Linked DNA regions of Homo sapiens: all the other regions are linked to region 2. A link is a contact called in ENCODE Hi-C or POLR2A ChIA-PET data. All regions are on one chromosome and are shown on one strand. The core of a region is the stretch at or near the end of the contact, and the rest is flanking DNA. Distances in the headings are between cores, read along the strand shown. Region 1 has its middle 59 kb from the start of XYLT1. Region 2 overlaps XYLT1 (xylosyltransferase 1). Region 3 has its middle 400 kb from the start of XYLT1.

Evidence for each region. Hi-C counts contacts between places; a loop is a spot of excess contacts on that map. ChIA-PET counts read pairs that join two places held with the same protein, here RNA polymerase II (POLR2A). Pooled maps may share reads with other maps.
Region 1: a map of GM12878 shows a loop between it and region 2 (2.4-fold over the local background). The contact joins two enhancer-like sites. A Hi-C loop is called at or near these places in 1 of 168 maps with a recorded cell type or tissue (GM12878), 11 of 37 single-sample maps with no recorded cell type and 5 of 50 pooled maps.
Region 3: a map of kidney shows a loop between it and region 2 (4-fold over the local background). The contact joins two enhancer-like sites. A Hi-C loop is called at or near these places in 1 of 168 maps with a recorded cell type or tissue (kidney), 28 of 37 single-sample maps with no recorded cell type and 9 of 50 pooled maps. POLR2A ChIA-PET finds 5 or more read pairs at or near these places in 1 of 52 experiments (activated B cell).

The regions. Positions count from the first base shown.
Region 1 is chr16:17,528,226-17,532,618 of GRCh38, forward strand. No RefSeq gene overlaps it. Among named protein-coding and RNA genes, the nearest start is that of XYLT1, 59 kb to the left of the region's middle. RefSeq lists an enhancer at 2,082-2,201. Within about 2 kb of position 1,911, at least 4 of the 41 ENCODE cell types and tissues checked have a DNase peak (open chromatin) inside an H3K27ac peak, as active enhancers do.
Region 2 is chr16:17,300,112-17,304,139 of GRCh38, forward strand. All of the region lies in intron 2 of XYLT1 (xylosyltransferase 1), which reads right to left. Among named protein-coding and RNA genes, the nearest start is that of XYLT1, 170 kb to the right of the region's middle. RefSeq lists a silencer at 3,303-3,372. Within about 2 kb of position 1,585, at least 9 of the 41 ENCODE cell types and tissues checked have a DNase peak (open chromatin) inside an H3K27ac peak, as active enhancers do.
Region 3 is chr16:17,068,641-17,072,529 of GRCh38, forward strand. No RefSeq gene overlaps it. Among named protein-coding and RNA genes, the nearest start is that of XYLT1, 400 kb to the right of the region's middle. RefSeq lists an enhancer at 2,446-2,765. Within about 2 kb of position 2,396, at least 10 of the 41 ENCODE cell types and tissues checked have a DNase peak (open chromatin) inside an H3K27ac peak, as active enhancers do.

The DNA.
Region 1 (4,393 bases), core at 661-3,160, 230 kb after region 2:
ATCTCAATAAATCAAGAGGCTGGGGCACCATTTCCCAGGGACCTGCCAGAGTGCCCCTGGGCGCCCAATGAGGCTGAGAGTTCTGCTGCCGGTCGTGGATCTTGAACTCTCAAAAGCAATTGGTGAAAAACACCAATGGATTGTGAAAGAAGTGATCACTCCTCCTTTCCTCTGTAGGTAGAGGTTGACAGTCAAATCTAGTTTCAAGGTCTCTGTCTCTTTGCGGTCCTAGGTAAATACGATCATCTCTCGAAACTTTCATTCCTCCATCTGTAAAATAGGTATGATACTCATCCCTACCATCCAATGTGTGGAGATCCACATAATGCTCTAATATACTAGGTTGGTGTGAAAGTAATTGCATTTTTTTCTCATAAAAGTGGCAAAACTGCAATTACTTTTGTGCCAACCTAATAGTACACGGCACAGTATATACAATGTGTAATATAGTACATAGTACATAGCAGATTATATATATAAATTATATATATACATATAAAAATAAACATACACACACACAGACACACACACGCACATATATATAATGAAGCCTCTTCCTTTAATGGCCCAAGATTGAGCCAAAAGGAAATACAGGGAATTAAACCATGAGGACAGAAATCTCCATCTAGGCTGTCTTGGTTGTTCTGCTCACATTCCCCTACCCAGGCTTGCAACCTCCCGTGAGGCTGTCTGAGCCTGGACACACCCCTAGAATCTTCATTGCCAACAAAAGAAGAGAAAGGGAATAAGGGGTATTTGTGTGGAATCTGAAAGAGACAAACACACTCCTTGTTCTTCTCAATACAGGTGTTTCCAAAGCTGCCAGAGAGACCCAGAGCTTAGAGTTGTGATGACACAAGGGTAGGTGATGTGGACAATGACCGGGGCCCCCAGCCAAAACCATCCCTGTTTATCTGTTCCACAGAATGGTGTTCAACATCAGTTCTTGTCTGGTGGAGGGGGAAGAGATTGTGCTAATGAATAAACATACAAAGTAGACAAATGTTTATCACTCCTTACTAGCATAAGATTCCATGCGTACAAAACCATATAAGCTGTCTATATGTGTGAGTACAGCTCTAGAAAGACAGAAATGATTGTATTGGATGCCAGCTTAAAGTTGGGAAATACCATTAGAAGAAATCGCAACTTGAGAATCTTGCATTTTATTGCCAAGTGTTTGGTTTTAACGAGAGTCTAAATGTGCTCACCCATTCACTCATCCCTCCCATAAATATTCCCTGTGGCCCATTATGAGTTTGACACTCTGCTAGGCTCTGGAAGACAGGCAGAATGATGGAAAGAATCATTTTCTAGAAATGACTAAATCCTAGTTAAAAAGGGGAAATATTTAAACTATTAGTGACAATATAATTTATGCATTCCGCTAGTACATGCGGAACAACTCCTGCATTTCAAGAATTATTCTAGACACGAGGGATACAGTAGCAAGCAAAATATAAAGATTTCTCTTTTCATGGAACTTGTGTTCTAGCGGGGGGAAAGTGCCCAATAAAAAAATAAGCGAATAAATGCATAATTCATACTAGCTAGTGATAAATGCTTTTATAGTAAAGCAGGTAAAAGATGAAGAGTGATGAGAAGGGGCTACTGTTTTAGATCAAGCAGCTGGGAAAAGTCATTTGGAAGAGGTGACATTTGGGCAAAGAGCTGAATCAAATGAGGCAGTAAGTCATAGCAGGTGGAAGGGAGGTGTATTCCAGGCAGAAGGGAGCAAGTGAGCGACAGCCCTGATGAGCAGGGTACCTGGAATATTCCAGAAGCAGTGGGAGAAATGAGTGCGGCTGAAGCCCAGGGAGCAGTGGAGAGATACTGGGGAGAGTGGTGAGGCCACATCATGTAACACAGCCTGCGTTGCTGAGCAGCCTTCAACAGGATGCAAGCCCTGACAACGAAAGAATAGTTAACTCAGAAAAAAACAAAACCAAAACTAAAACCCAGCTGCTACGGTAATGGAATTGGGCAAGCAAAACCGATAGTTCATGAAACACAGGAGCAAGACACCTGAGACCTGGCTCACCCAGCAAGGTGGCTGCAGAGCTGCTTAGACTTGGAGAAGCAGGGGATTCCCTGTTATTTCCAACTAATAGGAGGAGTCAGAGTGCAGAATGAAGATGTGCTCTGCTAGCCACCTCTAGAGAACATCTCTCCTCATTTTTGACTGCCCAGAACCTACCTATGCTGAGGGAATCCTCCTGGTCTCTGTTCCCACCTTTCTCTGCAGAAGCTGATACCAGTTTTCCCAGCTTCCCTTGCAGCTAGGGTAAAAGCACGTGACCTCATTTCCACCAATCAGCTTGCTTGCTCCAGCCTTCACCATGGAAGCTGGCATTTCCCTCAATGGTGGCTTTCCCTCTGGAGGCTCTAGGGGAGAATTCCTTCTTTGCTTCTTCATCTGCTGGTGGCTGCTGGCATTCCTTGAATTCTGGCTGCATCACTCTCATTGCTACCTGCATGGTCAGGCTTCCTTCTCTTCTCTATGTCTTCTCTTCTGATGGTATTAAGACTCTTTCTGTTTCACTTTTTAAAAAATCTCATTTTTATTTATTTTTTAAAATATTTACTTTTATTTCAATAGTTTTGGGGAAACGTGTAGTGTTTGGTTGCATGGAAAAGTTCTTTAGTGGTGGGCTGGGTGTGGTGGCTCACGCCTGTAATCTCAGCACTTCGGGAGGCTGAGGTGGGCAGATCACTTGAGGGGAAGAGTTCAAGACCAGCCTGGCCAACATGGTGAAACCCTATCTCTACTAAAAATACAAAAAAAAAAAAAAAATATCCAGGCGTGGTTGCATGCACCTGTAATCGCAGCTACTCAGGAGGCTGAGGCACTAGAATCACTTGAAACCCAGGAGGCAGAGGTTGCAGTAAGCTGAAATTGGGCCAGTGCACCCTAGCCTGGGTGACAGAGCAAGACTCTGTCTCCAAAAAAAAAAAAAAGAGAGAGAGAAAGAGAAAGAAAAGTTCTTAAGTAGTGATTTCTGAGATTTTTGTGCACCTGAGTAGTGTAACTGTAACCAGTGTGTAGTCTTTTATCCCTCACCCCCCTCCCCATGTACCCCCAAGTCCCCAAAGTCTACTGTATCATTTCTATGCTTTTGCATCCTCATAGCTTAGCTCCCACTTATGAGTAAGAACATACAATATTTGGTTTTCCATTCGCGAGTTACTTCATTTAAAATAATGGTCTCTAACTCCATCCAGATTGTCGTGAGTGCCATTATTTTGTCCCTCTTTATGGCTGAGTAGTATTCCACAGTATCTATATATACCACATTTTCTTTATCCACTTGTTGGTTGATGGGCATTTAGGCTGGTTTTATATTTTTGCAATTGTGAACTGTGCTGCTATAAACATGCATGTGCAAGTGTCTATTTCATATAATGACTTCTGCTTCGCTCTTAGGACACTTGTCATTGGATTCAGGGTTCACGTGGATAATCCAGAATGATTTCCTCATCTCAGGGCCTTTAAATTATTTCCATCTGTAAAGACCCCATTTGCCAAATAAAGCCACATTTACAGATTTCAGGGATTAGGACATGGTCATATCTTTTTGGAGGCCACCGTCCCATCCCCTATGCCACCTCCTAGAGATCTTATGAACTAACTAATACCTTTTTTTTTTTTTTTGAGCTGGAGTCTTGCTCTGTCACCCAGGCTGGAGTGCAGTGGTGTGATCTTGGCTCACTGCAACCTCGGCCTCCCAGGTTCAAGTGATTCTCCTGCCTCTGCCTCCCAAGTATCTAGGACTACAGGCACCTGCCACCATGCCCGGCTAAGTTTTTGTATTTTTAGTAGAGATGGGGTTTCACTGTGTTAGCCAGGATGGTCTTGATCTCCTGACTTCATGATCCACCCGTCTCGGCCTCCCAAAGTGCTGGGATTATAGGCATAAGCCACCGCTCCTGGCCACTAATAACTTCTAATACTTTTTTTTTCCTTTTCGTTGATACCAGCCTGAATTGGTTTGTTTTTTGTCAAACAGAAGCTTGACATGGACCCCACCCTATCTCTCTATTCCTGGCCACCAAAGAGGACAAGATGTCTGGAATGCAGCCCTGCTTGGGGGCATAAGTGTGAGACTTTGGTTCCAGCTGATATGCACAACTCTCTGCCTTCCCGTCTGCTCACTTTGACTCCTGCCTCGTAGTAAAGGAACGGACCTCCCATGTCAGAAGCTCTGTGGTTGAGACATTTTCTTTCAGGTTAAAACATGTCTTCTGGCCCTAAGAGATTGGGATGTGAAACCCACCACAAAGAGTGGAGGGAAGCTGGCTGGGTGGTCAGCCTCACCACATCAACTATTTATGGCTTTGTTAAAAAATAAAAACCAGAGCAAACTCACCCATAGAAACCTACAGAACATGCATG
Region 2 (4,028 bases), core at 335-2,834:
ATTTGGGGGTCAAAAGAGTGGCTTAGCTGTTAAGAACATGGTGAAAACTGACCTTGGATGGCTCCGTAAGAATCTTAGCTTTGTGGAGATATTTTTGTGCCTCTGACAAAATGCTATCTTTTAAGAAGTGTGCACAGACTTCATTTCTAGGCATGTAACCTTCACATTTAACTTGCATTTAAGCAAAATGATATGCGTGTAGGGAGGATTGCTATGGCGAGTTTTTAATTGCCAAAGACTAGAAACCACTTCAGCCTCAGCAGTTGTGGTATGGTTAAATAAACCATGCTATGTGAATGCAAATGCAAAATAATGCAGCTATTTCTTTCTTTCATTCTTTCTTTTTTTTTTTTTTTTTTTTTTGAGATGGAGTCTTGTTCTGTTACCCAGTCTGGAGTGCAGCGGCACGATCTCGGCTCACTGAAACTGCTGCCTCCTGGGTTCAAGTGATTCTCCTGCCTTAGCCTCCCGAGTGGCTGGGGTTACAGGCACCTGCCACCATACCTGGCTAATTTTCATGTTTTTAGTAGTGACGGGGTTTCATCACCACCTTGGCCACGCTGGTCTGGAACTCCTGGGCTCAGATGACTGCCCACCTTAGCCTCCCAAAGTGCTGGAGTTACAGATGTGAACCACCGCGCCCAGCCTAATGCAGCTATTAAAAAGAATGGGGGCCATGATATATATACTGAACCAGAACAATCGATGAGCTAGATAGGTAAGCGACAAAAGCAAGACACAAAATAACACGTACAGTTTGCTGCTATAAGTTAGACTGTGCTTTAAGCACCGTCTAGAGCAATCCATAAGACAATTCAGATCCTTTCTCATTAGCTGTGCAACTCTGGGTATGTTACTTTACCTCTCTGGGCCTCCGTTCCTTTCTCTCTCAACTAGAGCTTTAATAGGAGTTAGTTTGTATATCTAAAGCACATATTCTCAATAGGGATGACTGTCACCCCCACCAAGCAAGCAAAATTTGGGGGAGTATATGTGTGTGAGAAAAAAAAAATCTTAGGCTGGGCACAGTGGCTCATACTTATAATCCCAGCACTTCGGGAGGCTGAGGCGGGTGGATTAGTTGAGGTTGGGAGTTTGAGACCAGCCTGGCCAACATGGTGAAACTCTGTCTCTACTACAAATATAAAATTAGCCAGGCATGGTGGCGGGCGCCTATAATCCCAGCTACTCAGGAAGCTGAGGCACGAAAATCCCTTGAACTCAGGAGGCAGTGGTTGCACTGAGCCAAGATTGCACCACTGTACTCCAGCCTGGGCAACACAACACAACTCTGTCTCAAAATAATAATAATAGTCTTAGATATTGCAATGGTCAGCCGTCCCCCAAAGCTCAACCCTATCTGATAAAATCTTTTCCCACAGTATTTAATTTCTCTCACAAGGGAGAATTTATATTAAATTAAATTTTTCTTCTTGGGAGGGTGATAATGAAAGAAAGTAATGCTTGAGTAATACTGAGCTAAAGTACTCAGAACAGCGTGAAGCAGATGGGGTGACATTTACCTTGCAATGTCGCTGCCAAGTTTAAATACAATAATAGATGCAAAGGCCACAGTGCGAAGGCGTTTCATCAGACTCCACCGCAACAACAGGTGGCGAATGCTAATATCAACTCTCACTTCTTAGATGAAGACTCGGAGGTTTACAAAAGTGGAAAGACTAGGCCAGAGGTCAGCATCTGAGCTGGAATTTTCACCTGGTCTCTCTCTCAGACTAAGAGCTTCCTCTTTATGCTCCAGTGGTGCTTGGAGACCACATGGTCTGTTTGTTCTGGTAGCTTCCCTAAAATACATGTCAGGGCTCGGCACAGTGGCTCATGCCTGTAATCTCAGCACTTTGGGAGGCCAAGGTGGGCGGATCATTTGAGGTCAGAAGTTCAAGACCAATCTGGCCAACATGGTGAAACCCCATCTCTACTAAAAATGCAAAAATTAGCCAGGCGTGGTGGCATACACCCTAGCTACTCAGGAGGCTAAGATGGGAGAATTGCTTGAACCCACCAGGTGGATGTTGCAGTGAGCCAAGATTGTGCCACTGCACTCCAGCCTGGGTGACAGAGCAAGACTCGATCTCAAAATACTACTACTACTACTACTACTAATAATAATAATAATAAAAAAATACATGTCGAGGTCAACCCAGGCCCAGGTACCAGGATGTGTCCTTACTCTGCTGAGTATCAGCATAAGATGTCGAGTCTAGACCAGGGGACACCGTCGTAGCAGACAGCCATGAATACCTCATCCTGTCTGCTGTTAGCAAGCTGCAAAGCCTGCTGGTCCTTCCTCTTCCTCCTCTTGTGAGGCCCTCTGGAGAAATTTCCATCTGAACTGAGCACTGAGAACAGATCCACCTGCCATGAGCAATGGCCTGTGTCAATTATTTGGATACAGGGCAGTGGAAGGGACAGATTTGTTTTCCTTGATGGCAGCCAGAAAGCTCTTTGTCAAATCTCCAGTTCCCCACCATGGTGTAGGTGTTAATACCTATTCCAGCTCCAAGGTATGATGGTCCTATGGTTGTGTTTCCTTTCTTTGTCTCAGTTTTAATTTTTGCAGTCTTATTTTGTTTAGTACACCCATGCAGACTGCCATAAACCCTTCCTGAAAGAGGGATGGGTGTAAAGAGATGAATCAACAAACCACAGAACTTCAAAAGGTTCCAGAAAAAAGCCACCACTGGCACAATAACGGGTTACTCAATCCCCCAAGGCTTTTGAGGAAGACTAGGGAAGGAAGGGGTTGACCTTGGGTCTAGAATGGGTGAGGGGGAGAGAAAAGAGAAAGCGAGAGAGAGCTAGCAAGTGAGCACACATGTGACCGTGAGCTTAATGCAAGGGGATAAGCTGGGGTAGGGTTGGCAGTATGGGTAGGGAAGGGGAGTACATGGGAAAGGAAAGGGGAGGACTGGAGCTTCAGTCGTGATGGATCTTGAAAGACAGACCACTCACTGATTCCTTGGTTTACTCATTCATTCATTCAAGAACTACCATGTGCAAAGAATTGGGCTCCCTGCATGAGATACAATGATGTAAAAAATAATGACGTGGTTCCTGCCCTCATGGAAATCATATTTAGTTCAGGGGTTGGCAAACTACAGCTTTAAGACCAAATCTGGCCTGCAATCCTCTTTTGCGAACCAAAGTTTTATTGGTACACAACCACTCCCGTTCATTTGCATATTATCTACAGCTACTGTACAGCCACGCTGGCAGAACTGCTTAGCGGTGACAGAGCCCATGTGGCCAGCAAAGGCTCAGATATTTACTAATCTATCTGGTCCTCTACAGACAGTTTGCACACTTCTGCTTTAGCTGCTATTACTGTTGCTGTTGCATATTATTTGTGAGCATATAAAAATGTTTCCAATAAACAAAGAGACATGTTGATGCCCCCGTGAGTCCCCAGTTTTCTCTGCCATAAAACTGGCATAAGAGGGCCATTGTGAGGGTTCTAGGAAAAGCTCTAAGAAATAAGCCCAGAACACAGACACCTACAATCCTTTTACATTTTCATTACTAATGATATTACAATGGCTGGGAGTAAGAGGAGGAATCATTTCACGCCACATGTCTGTCTTTAAAACACATTCAGCCTTTTCACTCTGATTCTAGAAACAGGTATGATTAGTTGATCAATGGGACCTCAATCTAGACAATCCAGGCATTTGACCACATTCTCCTGATTTTTCAGATGAAGATTTTTTTTCCCATCATTTTGACATTTCTGGAACTGAGGCTTATCTTATAAACACTGTGTACATATGATTTATTAATTTGTATTTGTTAAGAGCAAATGATGTGGCAGACACACAAGATACAGGAACAAAATACATATGTGAGCAATGCATGTGTGTATATACATGTGCGTGTGTGTGTGTGTGTGTACAGGTGCATGCAGATATATATGATAGTTCATAAGACATCAATTTATGCTAACGTTGGAAGGTAAGAAGGCATAATTTATGCTTATGTTGGAAGGTAAGAAGGCAGTAACACCTTAAAGTCTG
Region 3 (3,889 bases), core at 1,146-3,645, 230 kb before region 2:
GTGTTCTGTCTCTGTGCCTGTGTGTGGCTGACACACATGAGCAGCTCTCCTCTGAAGCTGAAAGTTGTCTACGCTCAAGTTACTCACAATGGGCAAAGTATGATGGCGGGGCATTCCCATCAAGTGCATTATTCCATCCCTCTTGCACCATACACATCAACAGAATCTGCCTTATGCAAGAGCTGATAGACACAGACAGACATGCAGGGTGCTGGGAGAGCCTTGGGTCCAATCAGTCAAGTCATCAAGTCTGGGACAAGGAGCATATAATTGAACCCAACTCAAGGCTAAACTCAAGTTCCAGGAATGCCAGAAAATCCTTATCCCCAAGAAGCAAGCCTTCATCAAATTCAGTTTAACTGTTAGTTTGAGTCATGGTGGCAGAATAACACTTGGTTGGTTATGAAGTCAAAAATAATCCCAAACGTGGTCTCTTGGATAAGAGCTGGAACCCTGGGTCATGAGGGAACTGATGTGTATTCTCTTTCTAGGGAACTCCTTGGGCTGGTTTCATCTACTTAAAACCATAACCACTGGTAATCTCTCTATTCTCTCTCATACACACACACATGTATGCTTGTACACACACACACACACACACACATATAGATTCTTACTAAAGGATATTTGTTGCAGACACTCAGAGAATCTCCAGAGAAACCTGGCTTAGAGGCCGTGGATTCAGGGACATCGCTGAAGCCCTGTGCTGGTGGAATTCCCACTACTGATATCTTGGGCCAGGAACTGCATTCTGGGAACCAGCACTGGGTATGGGATGCTATTGCAGGGATCTCTGCCTTTGTTATCTCTGGAAGCTGGACATTCCTACTGCTCCTCTCTCTGGGATAGATTCTGTGTGGGAACTAGAGGAAAAGTCTCACACAGATATGACTGAATGGTGGACCCTAGGCCACACGCCTCTGCCCTCTCTGCAAAAGCTTCTAGGAAAGAAAGTTTTAAGCTTCTGCCACAACGTGGGTAAACGCTTCAAACAAAAGAAGGGTACACAGAGAAGCAGAGTGATAAAGAGGGATTTTACAGTGCCCATTATACCTCTGAAGACAGCTTTTTGGGATTAGGTTCAAGGCATCTAGGGCCTTTATCCAGTGTTTTTTCTACTTTTCCCCTCTTTTTAAATTAACCTCAAGTTTCTTCCATATCCTTTATGTTCTTGAGCCCTCAACACACACACACGCACACACACACGTCAATTTCTCCCCACTACCAGTCCCTCAGGAAGGGCTTAGCTTAGTCATAAAAATGAAACCCAAATTATTAGCAAAGCAAAATCTGCTTCTCTCTTTCCTAGAGAGAAGGAATCCTTCAGTTCTCAAAAACACATGGTAGATAGTTTAAAAAAAAATTGAGAAAGAATTTGAGTTGAACAATTCATATTATAATACAAAGTTAACTTCAGACCATTTAATAATCAAAATTGCAAACAAATTGGTTTGAATTGCAGCAAGACAGCTTTCTGGTTTTCAGGCTTGTGGCAACATGGAATTCCTTTCCTGGAGGTCTTTAGGGAATTGGCTGGATCTACCAAGTGGGCTGGCATAATTATGTCATCTTTGGGTGTGGAGATAGAGAAGTGGATCAAATAAATGGCGTTCACATGTCCCTGCTAGCCTTGCTTGAATACTGTTAGTGTGTAGTACCCACATCTAGGAGATGGCGGTGCAACGCTAAACATTCCAGCGAGGACAGACTCACAAGTGCTCGCATGTCTGGCGGGAGAGGCAGAGGTAGCTGGAACCAGGAACAAAGGACTGAGTCTGGGGTTGGGTTAACTACTGCTTATTTTATTTTATTTATTTGTTTTGGTACAGAGTCTCATTCTATTGCCCAGGCTGGAGCGCAGTGGTGTGATCTCAGCTCACTGCAGCCTCCGCCTCCCGGGTTCAAGTGATTCTCTTGCCTCAGCCTCCTGAATAGCTGGGACTACAGGCGCTCACCACCATGCCTGGCTAATCTTTGTATTTTTAGTAGAGACAGGGTTTCATCATGTTGGTCAGGCTGATCTCGAACTCCTGACCTTGTGATCCGCCCACCTCAGCCTCCCAAAATGCTGGGATTACAGGCGTGAGCCACTGTGCCGGGCCCTACTGCTTATTTTATCCCCAATCCAACCCCAATAAGTTTTGCGATTGCTAGAGACCCCGAAATTGCCAGAGTAGTTGAGGAGTACTCTAACATTTTCTCTGACTCTTAGTTAAACATTGGCAACTTTTCCGAGACTATAAATTTGACTGGGGCCCAGTCATTTCTCTCTTTGTAGTCTGTGAAAATTAACTGAGTCTGCAGGGGCTGCAATCACCGCCAAAAACCGCAAGTGTGGGCTGTTCCTCCACACTGACAAAAATAACAGCTAATTAGGCTGCAACACCCCAAGGAAAGTGAACTTACGCCACCAATCGCAGGATGGCATGCAAAACGTCGCCATGGCAACCGGCATTTACAGCTCTTCAATTTTAATATATCAAAGGCTAAGGGTAATTTCCCAGCGAGAATACAGGAGGGTGGATTTCTCCCCTCTTTATTCTTTCTGCCGGTCTTTTGCCAGTACTGTGAGTACGGAAGCTCTATTCCTGTGGCAACAGGTTTTAAAGGAAGAGAGCCTTGTGAAAGCATGAAACACCTGGCGTGGGACTCCTGGAAATGCTGGGTGCCTCGGGAGGCGCAGGGAGAAAGGCATGGCATTCTTCTTAGAGTCTAGGCTGGGTGAACAGAGCTGAGAGGAGGTGAAGTGTGAGCTGTGAACTTTTGCCCTCAATTGCAGGTGAACTTTCTGTTTGCATAAAAATGTTTTCTTTTCTCCCCTCTTTCCCCTCCTCTGCCCTTCCCTCCCCTCCCCTCTCCTCTCTCCTCTCCTCTCCCCTCTCCTCTCCCCTCTCCTCTCCTCTCCTCTCCTCTCCCCGCTCCTCCCCTCCACGCTCCTCCCCGCTCCTCCCCTCCACGTTCCTCCCCTCCCCTCTCCTCCCCGCTCCTCCCCTCCCCGCTCCTCCCCTCCCGTCCCCTCCCCTCCCCTCCCCTCTCCTCCCATCACCTCCCCTCCCCTCTCCTCCCATCCCCTCTCCTCCCATCCCCTCCCCTCCCCTTTCCTCCCATCCCCTCCCCTTCCCCTCCCCTCCCTTCCCCTCCCCTTTCCTCCCCTCCCTTCCCCTCCCCTTTCCTCCCCTCTCTTCCCCTCCCCTCCACTCCCCTCCCCTCCCCTTTTCTCTTGTTGGCCCTCCCTTTCTTCCTCCCTCCCTTCTTCCTTTTTTACCTCCCTCCCCCTTTGCTTTTCCCCCCCTTCCCTCCCTCCTTCCTTTTTTCCCTCCCTCCCTCCCTGCCTTCTGGTTTTGTTGAGTGCTTACTCTGCATCAGGCACCCAATAGGCATCGTCTCATGTATTCTTCATCACTACATTGTAAGATAAACACTATTCTTATTTTAGAGATGAGGACATTGGGATGACGAGTCCTAATCTCACAGTAAGTTGTAGAGCCTGGATTTAAGCCAAGTCAGACCTCACAACCCAGGACCCTTGTAGTTTGTGTCTCCTCTGTGTTACTAAAACTTACTCTGTAAAAATGGAGGTGGATATATTTATTAAAGTCACTGCCATCACCATCATGAGTTGGTCAGTGCTGCATAACAAACACCCACACAATCTTAGTGGCATGCAGTGAATAAGCATCTACTTTGCTGCAGGATAGGATGACTCTGTGATTATTCTGGGACTCAGGCTGAAGGGAAAGTGCTTCTCACGGTGATGATGTTAGTCACTAGAGGGTATGCCCAACCACATAAGTGCATTTCAAATCTATCCCATGTCATATCTGCTAATATCCCATTGGCCAAAGCAAGTCACGAAGTTGAGCCCAAAGTCAAGAATTGGGAAAGCATA